Regions from separate parts of the Mus musculus genome. Here region 2 is linked to region 1. The links are chromatin loops, found by intact Hi-C in ENCODE. Cell type or tissue: gastrocnemius. All regions are shown on one strand. Links, peaks and the distances in the headings refer to the core of each region. The heading gives the core; the rest is flanking DNA.

Region 1 (5,380 bases), core at 181-5,180:
GAGGAGAGGAGTGAAAACTTCTCTGAAACAAGTGGACCACACTTAAAAAAAAAAAAGTCTCTATAAATTATGTAGAGGATCAAAGATAACCCAAGAATACACAAATCGGACAAGAAACAAACAAACAAAAAAAAACATATTCCATAAATGTTTACTTTCTTGCTGGGCATGGTTGCCCATGCCTTTAATCCAGGCATTTCAGGAGGTAGAGGCAAGTAGTTCTCAATGAGTTTGAGACCAGCCTGGACTATATGGCAAATTTCAGGCCAGCCAGGGCTACGCAGTGAGACCCTGCTTAAATAAATTTTAAAAATTGATTTTCCACATTATTCTAACCTCAAAGAATCATACAATAAACAATTTTTTGTTTGTTTTTTGTTTTTTGTTTTGTCAAGACAGGGTTTCTCTGCATAGTCCTAGCTGTCCTGGAACTCACTCTGTAGACCAGGCTGGCCTTGAACTCAGAAATTCACCTACCTCTGCCTCCCAAGTGCTGGGATTAAAGGCATGCGCCACCACGCCTGGCTCAATAAACAATTTTAAAACTATCTAAAACAAGCAAGACCCCCTTAGTTTTGGTTTGTATGGACAACAAAGCAGTCTCCAGGGAAAAATCCTTAAAAGAAAAGCAGCAGCATTAAACAGCAAGTAAAACTGAGTTTTAATTAACTGACAAAAATCAAACATTAAAAAAAAAAAGATGATGCAGTGGAAATTCTACCACTAAACATAGAAATACTTCCTCTGAATAACTTCTTGTGCATGAATTTATGTGCATGTAAGCCAACTACTTCAGATTCCACATTGTATGCAGAAACCTGGAGCCAGGGAGATAAAAATGACTCAGACAAAATTAAATGACAACGAAGCTGTGGCAAAACCAAAAAGAAAACTATCTGGTTCTTGGCCCTAGTTGTGTGCTACTAATTTCTAGGTTTCTTCAAACATATTTAGACGTGTGTGCATATGACAAGTCCAGTTCTAGAACAGACTACCAAAACATTAGTAAAAATTTACATGGGTTACATGTGAAGGATATGTACAATAATAAGGTCTAGAATATCCAGCTCTGAACACTTGTCAGCCAATTATCATATATACTAACATGGTCCTCTCTCTAACATTGTATAAAAACAGTAAGAGAAAGTGTATACAGACAGAAGATAAAATGTAACCACAATGTATTCCAATTTATAGTCATTTTTAGACTCTCATCAACTTTTGTTATAAGTGATCAGCTAACCTGAACTAGCAGACAGGTGGACTACCAGGCAGCAAAGCTTTTAATCCAACCTGCTGAGAATGAATTGAGTAACTCTGCGTCAGTTCCCACCTCTTTGCTTTAATTCCCCCATTTAGCAAAAAGGAAGAGAAAAAAGAAAGAAAGAAAAAAAAACATTTAGAAACACCAGCAAAATTCTAAGTAGTATATACATAAATTTCTAAGAACTAGCTATAAGGAGAGTTGCTTTTTTTATATAACTAAAAAGACCCTACAGATTATTTAATCCACTCATTTTGTAGATAAGGAATTTGAGGCAAAAAGATGGCCTTATCTGCCCTAAATTGTTTAATAATTTTTAGTGACAGAACTGAGGCAAGAATTCAAATGTCTGGGATCTTTCCTGAAGTCAACTGAACTGTCCAAAAGACAACTTATAAACCATGAAAAGATGGTCTTGAATTATAAAGCACAGAACCTATTTGGAAGTATGAAAGCCAAGCCATAAATACAATATGCTGATCACTAACAGCATATTAGACAAACAAAACTGCAGGACAGCATCTCAACACTGTGTGATTCCAGATACTTCAAATTGGTCATCTTATATTCAACCACATTACTATGTCTTTTATGGTCATGTGTAGCAGAAACATTCTGCTAGCTTGATATTTTGGAAAGCCACAGCTAACCCATGCATACAGCATGTTTAACGTTGCCACAGCCTTTCCTGAATAGAAAATCATCATTCAGGTTTAATTTAAAAGATGGTTACTCGGAATGCAGAAAGGGAAAGTTTCTTTAGTGTGTTCATCACTTTAAACCTGCTGAGTGACAACCGGGTAGCTTAACCACGAAAACCAGAAACAGCAGTGCAATCTGAAACAACCTACACACTCAGGACAAGCAGAGAGTACGGTTCAAGGAAAAGCTGTCGGTAAATCTACTGCTACCAAACACTTGAACTGGGGCTGGTGCAAGGGCTACGGCTAGGGCTGGGTGTCTCTCCCATCTCTGCCCCCCACCCACAACCCCTCGATTTTGTTTTGTTTTGTTTTTCATTCATTAGCTCATCTTCTACTAAGCTTTTTCATATCTTTCTCTCAACACTTGCTTCACACAACAGGAAGGAAATGAAATCCCATTCACTTGGTTTTGTGCCTTGTTCCATTCTACCTTCCTGAGGACTCAGCAGCAAGTGCCTTTAATTAATCACCTAAGAATTACGTCCAGATAGCTCAACTCTATAAACTTACTGTGGATATCTAAAGAGGTCCAAAGGAGCCTACTGAGTCACATAACCAGGCGCTATATATTGGATAAACTTGTCAAAAAGCATTTTCTGCAACAACAACAACAACAACCAAAAAAAGATGTGGACAGCTGACCTAGGATAGATGGGGGACTAAGAATGCATCGGAGCCCAAGGAAAGATGAGAAACGCCAGCCTCTGAGGCAGACGACTTGTGATCCTTACCGAACACCCGGACCCAGCTCTGCTGCTGGCACACTGACTCCAGAAGGATCCGATCCAGCATGCCACCGGCCACTGCTCCGCTGACTGGGACGACCGCGTCCAGATCCTCCGGGGGCAGCGGCGAGTCGGACTCCAGCCCCGTGAACATCTCCGGCCACGACAGCGCCTCCGCGGCTCCTCCGGACGACGGAGACAGCTCCATGGTGTCCCAGAGGGAGCAGGCGGCGGCGGCGGGGCGGGCTTCCCGGCTGCGGGAAAGGGACGACGGCGCGGCCACCAGCACCCGAACGGCTGCGGGCGCGGACACCGCTCACCTCCTTCCCCGCCGCCCACCGCCCGAAGGCCGGGCGCCGCAGCCCACCTGCAAGCGGAGGGTGGGACCCGGGCCGGGAGGCGGGTCCAGCGTGGTCCGGAGCGGAGGCGGGTCCCGGCTCAGGTGCGGGTCCGGAGCGGACGCGGAGCACCCGGGAGCGCGGGCTCACCTCCCGCCCCCACGCAGCCCTGCTCAACCCCCGCGGGCGCGTTCGCGGGCCGCCCGGGCTTGGGCTGAGGATGGAGCTCGGCCAGGCAGGGCTGGGCTCGGGGGCGTCGCCGCCAGGGGCCGCCCCCTCTGACCGGCTCCCGCCGCCGTCGCCTCGGGGGCTCAAAGCGCCGGCTCCCTCAGCCTGAGGGGCGCGCCCCGGCCCAGCTTCTGTCCGCCTGGCGTCGGCTTGCTCCCGCGGAACGCGCAGGCCGGCCCGCTAACTCTCAGGCCGCCGCTCCGGCCGCTGCTTGGGCTCCTCCGGCTCGCGCTCCTCTGAGAAACCCACAAGCCCGGCAGCCGCGGCGCTGGCGGCGGCGGCAGGCGGCATCCCAGGGTGATAGGCCGAAGCAATCGAGTGCCGAGCTCACGGCCGCGTGTGCAATCCAGTAACCGAGCGGAGGAGGAACTGCCGCCGAAGACAGCAAAAATCGGGCACCGAAATACTCAGCGGGCCAGGCCCGCCTACTTTCCTAAGACTATCCTGCTCCGACCGCCTCTCGGTGCGGGGATCCTCGAGCTGCTGGTGGAAGCAGAGACGGTGTTGGGGAGGCGGAGAGAAAACGGGGTGCGGGAAATTTAAAAAGATGGGAAAGGCGCTTCCCTTTTATCTTAGCCCCTATCCTGTTGATTTCTGGACCAATGCTTCTTTCTCGGACGAAGAACATGAAGACGCTGCTTTATCTAACAGTCACCTCGGAAGAAACGCCATGGTTCCTCCACAAGGGAGATCTGGCCCCGCGTCTTGGATCCTGAGATCTGTGCGAGATCCCGGCTTTGCGCCCTGTCCGCCCTGGAGCTGGATTTATCATCAGTTTAGAATAGCATGGCTACGATGTGTGGTGCGGATGGATGGACGAGCCCCGCAAGTACATGAAATGCCCCAAAGCCCCAGCATTAACCAAACAAGCTTCTCTTTTTTGCCTTTGATCTTTGCAATCTGTTGGCTTCTCTTCTAACAGTGTCACTTGGGTTTTATTTTTGGTCTATGTGTAAACTGTCTTCCTCCTTAACATTGGCTTCGTTTTGTGCCCACCCAAAGCGGGATTCACCAATCCAGATTTCAGAGATTTTAGGCATAAGTAAATAAATAAATAAATAAATAAATAAATAATAGTAATAATAATAATTTCGGGTAGAAATTTACCAATTTAAATTATGTTGACAAATCAGGTTTTTCAACAATTTATGAACATGGCTACTTCAAACCAATCAGGAATTTTTCATAATTAGATGATGCTAAAAAATATTTGGGGGAGGGTTTTTGTTGTGTCCCAGCCCACCCCAGCCCTCATTTCTCTCTACTTTGACCTTCTATAAGAGGTCAATCTAATTTTCTAGGTTTTAGGAATTCTCATGTGTTTTTGTGTTTTATGGGAGTTATAGCATGCATTTTATAATTTTCTCCCAAATTTTACATAGAGTAATAGCATGTTAAAACAAGAAGTGACTTTAAAGATCCTCTCACCCTTCCTCTTGTTTAACAGGTGCAGACAGGACAGTCCACATCACCTGCCAAAGCAGCCAGCAATGCAACAGGTACGTCTTACAAGCTCTCAGTGATACTGATTTCTTCAACTCTGATCCTTCAAGAACTCTGTGATTAGATTTGTTAATCTGGTGCTTAGCAATGAAGTAGAGTAATCCCTCCCGGTATATAGAAGCCCACTTGCTTGCTATCTGACTACAGTCAGCTCTCCAATTTTAATAAATGAGAGATAAGGAAGCTAGAAGTTACAGGACCCAGCCCTAAACAAATCTAGTGTTTTCTTTCTCCCTTCTTTCCTTCCTTCCTTCCTTCCTTCCTTCCTTCCTTCCTTCCTTCCTTCCTTCCTTCCTTCCGTTTAGTTTCAAGACAGGGTTCCTCTGTGTACCAGCCCTGGCTGCCCTGGAACATGCTTTGTAGGCCAGGCTGGCTCTGAACTCAAAGAAATAGGCCTGCCTCTGCCTCCCGAGTGCTGGGATTAAAGGTGTTGGCCACCATACCCAACTCAACTCCAATTTGTAAAGATCTCTGAAGGGACATTGTCCTTTTGCAGTAGAGGGAGGGAAGGAGAGAGAGAGAAAACCCTTGGCATAGGATTTCCATTTGTATTGAATTATTGTTGATGTCTCAAAGAGTAAGTGAATATGGACACCAGCCGTACAAATCAAAGTATCT
Region 2 (5,380 bases), core at 155-5,154, 68 kb before region 1:
TATATATATTATATGTTACAACATAACAGCAATATGGTAGGGCAACACCTATTATCAATTTAAACAAAATATAACAATTTTCATACTAAATGAAACAAAGTGTCACTTCATAGCAGGCTGGTCCAACAAATGAACCATGAAAACCCTTGTTGTCTTGTTTGAACATGATTAATTTTGAAATTGCAAATAAAAGATTATAATTCTGTATAATGTTCAGAACACAAAGATAATTAAATGCATGAGGAGACAAGATATCATGAGCACTACAAGTAAAATCAACAGACTATAAGAATATAAAATGTTGGCAGAGACATCACATAGAACACTCATAAAGTTAAGTTTATATAATTATTTAATTACAGCATATAAGGCAATAAAATTCAAATAAAAATTATCAGAAAAAACTACAAATTAAGAACATTGATATTATGCAAAATATTTTATGTAAGCATAATACTAAATTTATATGTAGCAAGTTAAAAGGTATAATAACAGGTTTTATGATGAAATACAAGCCTAAAGTGATCTAAAGGTTGGGAGTAAAGACGTCAGTAGTATTGTATTGCTAACAAGATAAGTGATCCTGATAATAAAAGGAGCCTGATTTATGACTGCTTCTGATCTTCAATTAAATAAAACATTTAGGAAAGGAAGTCACTTTAAAAGTTCTCTAAGGCCGGGTGTAGTGGCGCACGCCTTTAATCCCAGCACTCAGGAGGCAGAGGCAGGTGGATTTCTGAGTTCGAGGCCAGCCTGGTCTACAAAGTGAGTTCCAAGACAGCCAGGGCTATACAGAGAAACTGTCTCAGGAGAAATAAAAAAAAAAACAAAACAAAAAAAAAGTTCTCTAAGATCTGATATGGTCAGCCATTTCACATAAACGTCTACCTTTTCATAAGCAGACTAGTTTTTCATTGGTATATTAATGACAAAAAGATCCTATGTGTAACTGGTTTTTCATTAATTGCTTAATTAATATTAGCATTACAGTATACAAGACAATAAATGTATCAGACAATATTTTCAACAAATAATCTTAGTATTGTCCCTTTTTGTGATGTATATATGACAGGTCTAGATTGTGTGTAGACAATTCATATTACTTTATGAAACATCATTATATATCTTTTTTTTCTTAAAAAAGCACATGCGAAATTAAAATAGCAAATGCTTAATTGTAACTTTAAAAACATTTTATTGATTTGTTGAAAAACTCATGAAATAATTTTATAAATTACTTTTATTCTTCCTGTATATACCATAGATAGGATCGATTTATTCAAGGCTAAAAACAAGATACTCAAAATTCAAATTTCAGCTTTTTAATTTATATAATTTTTTTCAATAATTAGCTTAAAGACCATCTCTATTTTCAATATTTTAATTCTATCATAGGCATAAACAAATATTTTGTTTTAGGAAACATTAAATCCTCCAGTTTAAAATCCTGCAGAATGAATCACCACCTATGGAGTGCATGGTCTACTATGTGTCCTTAATGAACCAAGTCCAATCATCACGAGAAACACAGAAGGAATAGCATTACAAGTCTTAGGGTAGTGTCCTGGCTCCCTTTCATAAGGCTCCTCCTGGTGGTTTGGGCTAAAATTCTACCTCCAAGTAACTGCAAGAGATTATTTACTACAGAGAATGTTTATGCACCACTTTGCAATTTGATTTTTAATTTCACTCTGCTACAGTTACTTTTTAACATGTTTTAATGAGTCTGAATACCTCCAAATACTCCATCCAGACTTGTTTGGCAATACATTTTAATAAGCGAAAAGCACCATAAAGAAAATGAAAGATTATTATTCCTTTTTGTCTTAAATTAAATGCCTATGGCTCAGTGGTATTAGCTCGCACTGTTTAATCTAAGAACTCGGGAGACAGAGGCAGGCGAATCTCTGACTTCAAGGACAGCCTGGTCTAGATAGTGAGTTACAGAACAGCCAGAGTCACACAGGGGAACTCTGTCATGAAAAACAAAAAACAATAAAATTTACATGCCTATAATAGTCTATATACCCTTTATTCATTTATATGTTTTGATATGGCTATACTTATACTTCAGATTTTATGAAATCCATTTTTTGAGACAGGATTTCTTCCTGAACATGGAGCTCACAAATTGGCTAGATGGGCTGGACAAGCAGTTGTAGGGACACATCAGTCTCTGCCTTGTACCTCCAACACCAGGGTTTACAGGCAAAGCCACCACACCTGGTTTTTATGTGGGTGCTGGGAATCTAAACTCTGATTTTCATGCGTACACTTTACTGACCAGGTCCCACTGCAGGGCTTATCCTATAATCATATTGATAAAGAATTACGGTATTGGCAAACGGAGTTAAATAAGTCAGACCAGAAGATTATTGTTATATGCTTGTGAAGAAAATCAATACATGTAAAGTACCAAATAAACTTATTTCTCACAGCAGAATAACCTGAAATTACTGGAATGTATTCCCTAATATGTAATCCTGATTTAAATATAGTGTTCCATTGTTTCCCATAAGTTTATTAAAAATTTAAGCCTACTCAGGTCCTTCCCTCCTATAAAAATAATTTTCCTAATTCCTGGTTCTGACTCAGTCTGACTGTAACTATCAGCTTTCTGCCAGGGATCAGCTTCTCTGTGGGAACTCAAGCTGTGCACATACCTAAGCAGTGATGCAAGATCTGGACCTTCCCAGAAGCAGTGTCAACCACTGACAGAGGCCTCCAGACTTCAGTACTCTTTTCCTCTCTAACCCATCTCTAGAAGATGGGAAACAAAGGGAACAGATGCACAACCTCACAGGGCAAGTTCCTAAGATTATACAATAATTTCCTAATCACATACACATAAAAATAGACAATTAGAGGTCTCAAGATGCCTTGTTCATTTTTATTGATCCTGACCAGATTGGGAAGCCAAAGTGGTAGAATATATACAATAATAGCATTATTATTTACAAAAGAATAATAAGGCTACCTCGTATTGATAAAGATAACGGCTACTAGAATACAGACAAAAATATAAAACTTCAGAAACATTCTATAATTAACAAATTTGGGTTTTTAAATAATGTATATACTTTTAAATTTTCACCTTTATTCATGATTCTGTACTCTCTCCCTAATGAATTTTATTTGTACTTTAAGATGAAATATTTCTAACTTATAAGATCATAATCTCCTCACCAAGAAGCCTTATGTTGTTCAAAGTCTTAACAGTACACAGTACACTGTCACTAAATATGCACCAAAATCAACTTTAACTGTATCACAAGATACTAAATCTTTACAGTTGGAAGTTCAGAAAGAAGGAAAAATTTGATACTGACAAAATGCAGAATACCTTAAAACCCTTAGGACATTTGTTTTCAACTTCTTCTACATCCCTACTTCTTAGCCTCTCATTGGTAAAACTTATTTGAGCTAGTAATGCTACCAAATTTAAATCTGTCTTGTTAGATGTCTTCTAACTCAATCATTGATTTACACAATTATGAAATATGTGTATCTATTTGGTTTTCCATCTGGTGTTTTTACATAAGCTGATTCACACAGGTATAATTTTGAGACTGACAAGTACCTTCTTTCTATAAAAATAAAGTTTTCCTTTACTCAGTATGATATTAAAGCCCCAATATTTTCCTGAAATTTATTCATTTCTTAGTTCATTCAAATAAACATATTTTACTTATTAGCTGCTATGTATCATATACTTTCCTAGGTTCTTACCTTTTAAAAACTAATGTTTCTTTAAATGAAATAAACTGATAAAATAATTAATACTAATAATTAATAGTAATAATTAAAAATAATAAATACTAGCTCTAATATATTAATACTGAAGACTCCTTTGGAATGCAGCAAGAGTATAGGAAATGGATTATCCAAGTCAAGATGAAGAGAAGGCAATATTTCAACTAAGGACAAATAAAAAGGAATTTGTACTTAGCAAACATTAACATGTAAATAATAGAAATTTAAGGTTTCAAGTAATGACTTGAAACCAGTGCTTCTTGTCTTATTTATAATAGCCAGAAGCTGGAAAGAACCCAGATGTCCCTCAACAGAGAATGGATACAGAAAATGTGGAACATTTACACAATGCAGTACTACGTAGCTATTAAAAACAATGAATGTATGAAATGCTTAGGCAAATGGATGGAACTAGAAAATATCATCCTGACTGAGGTAACCCAATCACAAAAGAACACACATGATATGCACTCACTGATAAGTGGATATTAGCCCAGAAGCTCAGAATACCCAAGATACAATTCACAGACCACATGAAGCTCAAGAAGAAGGACGAACAAAGGGTTGATACTTCAGTTCTTCTTAGAAGGGGGAACAAAATACCCATGGAAGGCCTTACAGAGACAACGTATGGAACAGAGACTGAAGGAAAGGCTATCCAGAGACTGTTGCACCTGGGGATCCATCCCATATACAGTCATCAAACCAGACACTATTGTGGATGCCAACAAGAGCTTGCTGACAGGAGCCTGATATAGCTGTCTCCTGAGAGGCTCTACTAGTGCCTGACAAATACAGAGGCGGATGCTCTCAGCCAACCATTGGACTGAGCACAGGGTTCCCAATGGAAGAACTAGAGAAAGTACCCAAGGAGCTGAAGGGGTTTGCAGCCCCACAGGAAGAACAACAATATGAACCAACCAGTATCCCCCAGAGCTCCCAGGGACTAAACCAAAGAATATATATGGAGGGATCCATGGCTCCAGCCACATTTGTAGCAGAGGTTGGCCTAGTCGTTCATCAATGGGAGGAGAGGCCCTGGGTCCTGTGAAGTCTCTATATCCCAGTACAGGGGAATGCCAGGGCCAGGAAGCAGGAGTGGGTAGGTTGTTGGGGGGCGGGGGGGGGGGGGGAGACGGGGTTTTCAGAGGGGAAATGAGGAAAGGGGATAACATTTGAAATGTAAATTAACAAAATATCTAATTAAAAAAAAAGAAATCAGTGCTTCTCAAAGTTTAGTTTCATAGTCTGTGGGTGGGCCAAAAATTGTTTCTTAACAAGCATATAAAGATGAGTGTAAGAAACATTGCTAACAATGTGACAGGATAATATTATGCCTTGTTAGAGCTAAAAAGATGATCATAGCTTACTTATTATTTCATTTATCTAGTTATTCATTTTTGTTGAACTTTACAAAAGTATTGGATCATAACACATCAAAAATTTAAAAAGAACAGTTTGAGGAGGACTATTATTGAGTGAATTGAATTCCAATTTTGCACAGGTTGTTCCAGCTTTTAAACTGGTTTTTAGATCTAAACTACATTTTAAAAGGCTTTCCATCACTCAGAAATAACTTAAATAATTTAGGTGATGATCCATTTTAATTAAGTATCACATTGTTTTT

The links. A loop is a pair of places that touch in the nucleus more often than their neighbours do. Peaks named below come from ENCODE experiments on the same cell type or tissue, not always from the same donor. Only the 100,000 strongest peaks of a DNase experiment are listed, where the experiment ranks them.
Region 2: it touches region 1 in a loop (2.3-fold over the local background); 2 of 42 quality-filtered maps call a loop at or near these places.

Annotation. Positions count from the first base shown.
Region 1 is chr1:157,409,038-157,414,417 of GRCm38, forward strand. It overlaps Rasal2 (RAS protein activator like 2), which reads right to left and starts at 3,558. Exons shown (of 18, transcript NM_177644.5): 1 at 2,700-3,558. The coding sequence starts at 2,901. It overlaps 2810025M15Rik (RIKEN cDNA 2810025M15 gene), which reads left to right and starts at 3,315. Exons shown (of 3, transcript NR_027984.1): 1 at 3,315-4,088; 2 at 4,707-4,758. In gastrocnemius, for the core only: a CTCF peak has its summit at 2,847; DNase peaks (open chromatin) are centred at 2,872, 3,183 and 3,601; H3K4me3 peaks cover 4,563 bases; H3K27ac peaks cover 4,782 bases.
Region 2 is chr1:157,341,070-157,346,449 of GRCm38, forward strand. All of the region lies in intron 1 of Rasal2 (RAS protein activator like 2), which reads right to left. Among named protein-coding and RNA genes, the nearest start is that of 2810025M15Rik, 69 kb to the right of the region's middle. In gastrocnemius, for the core only: no CTCF peak of the experiment used is centred there; a DNase peak (open chromatin) is centred at 2,653; H3K27ac peaks cover 311 bases.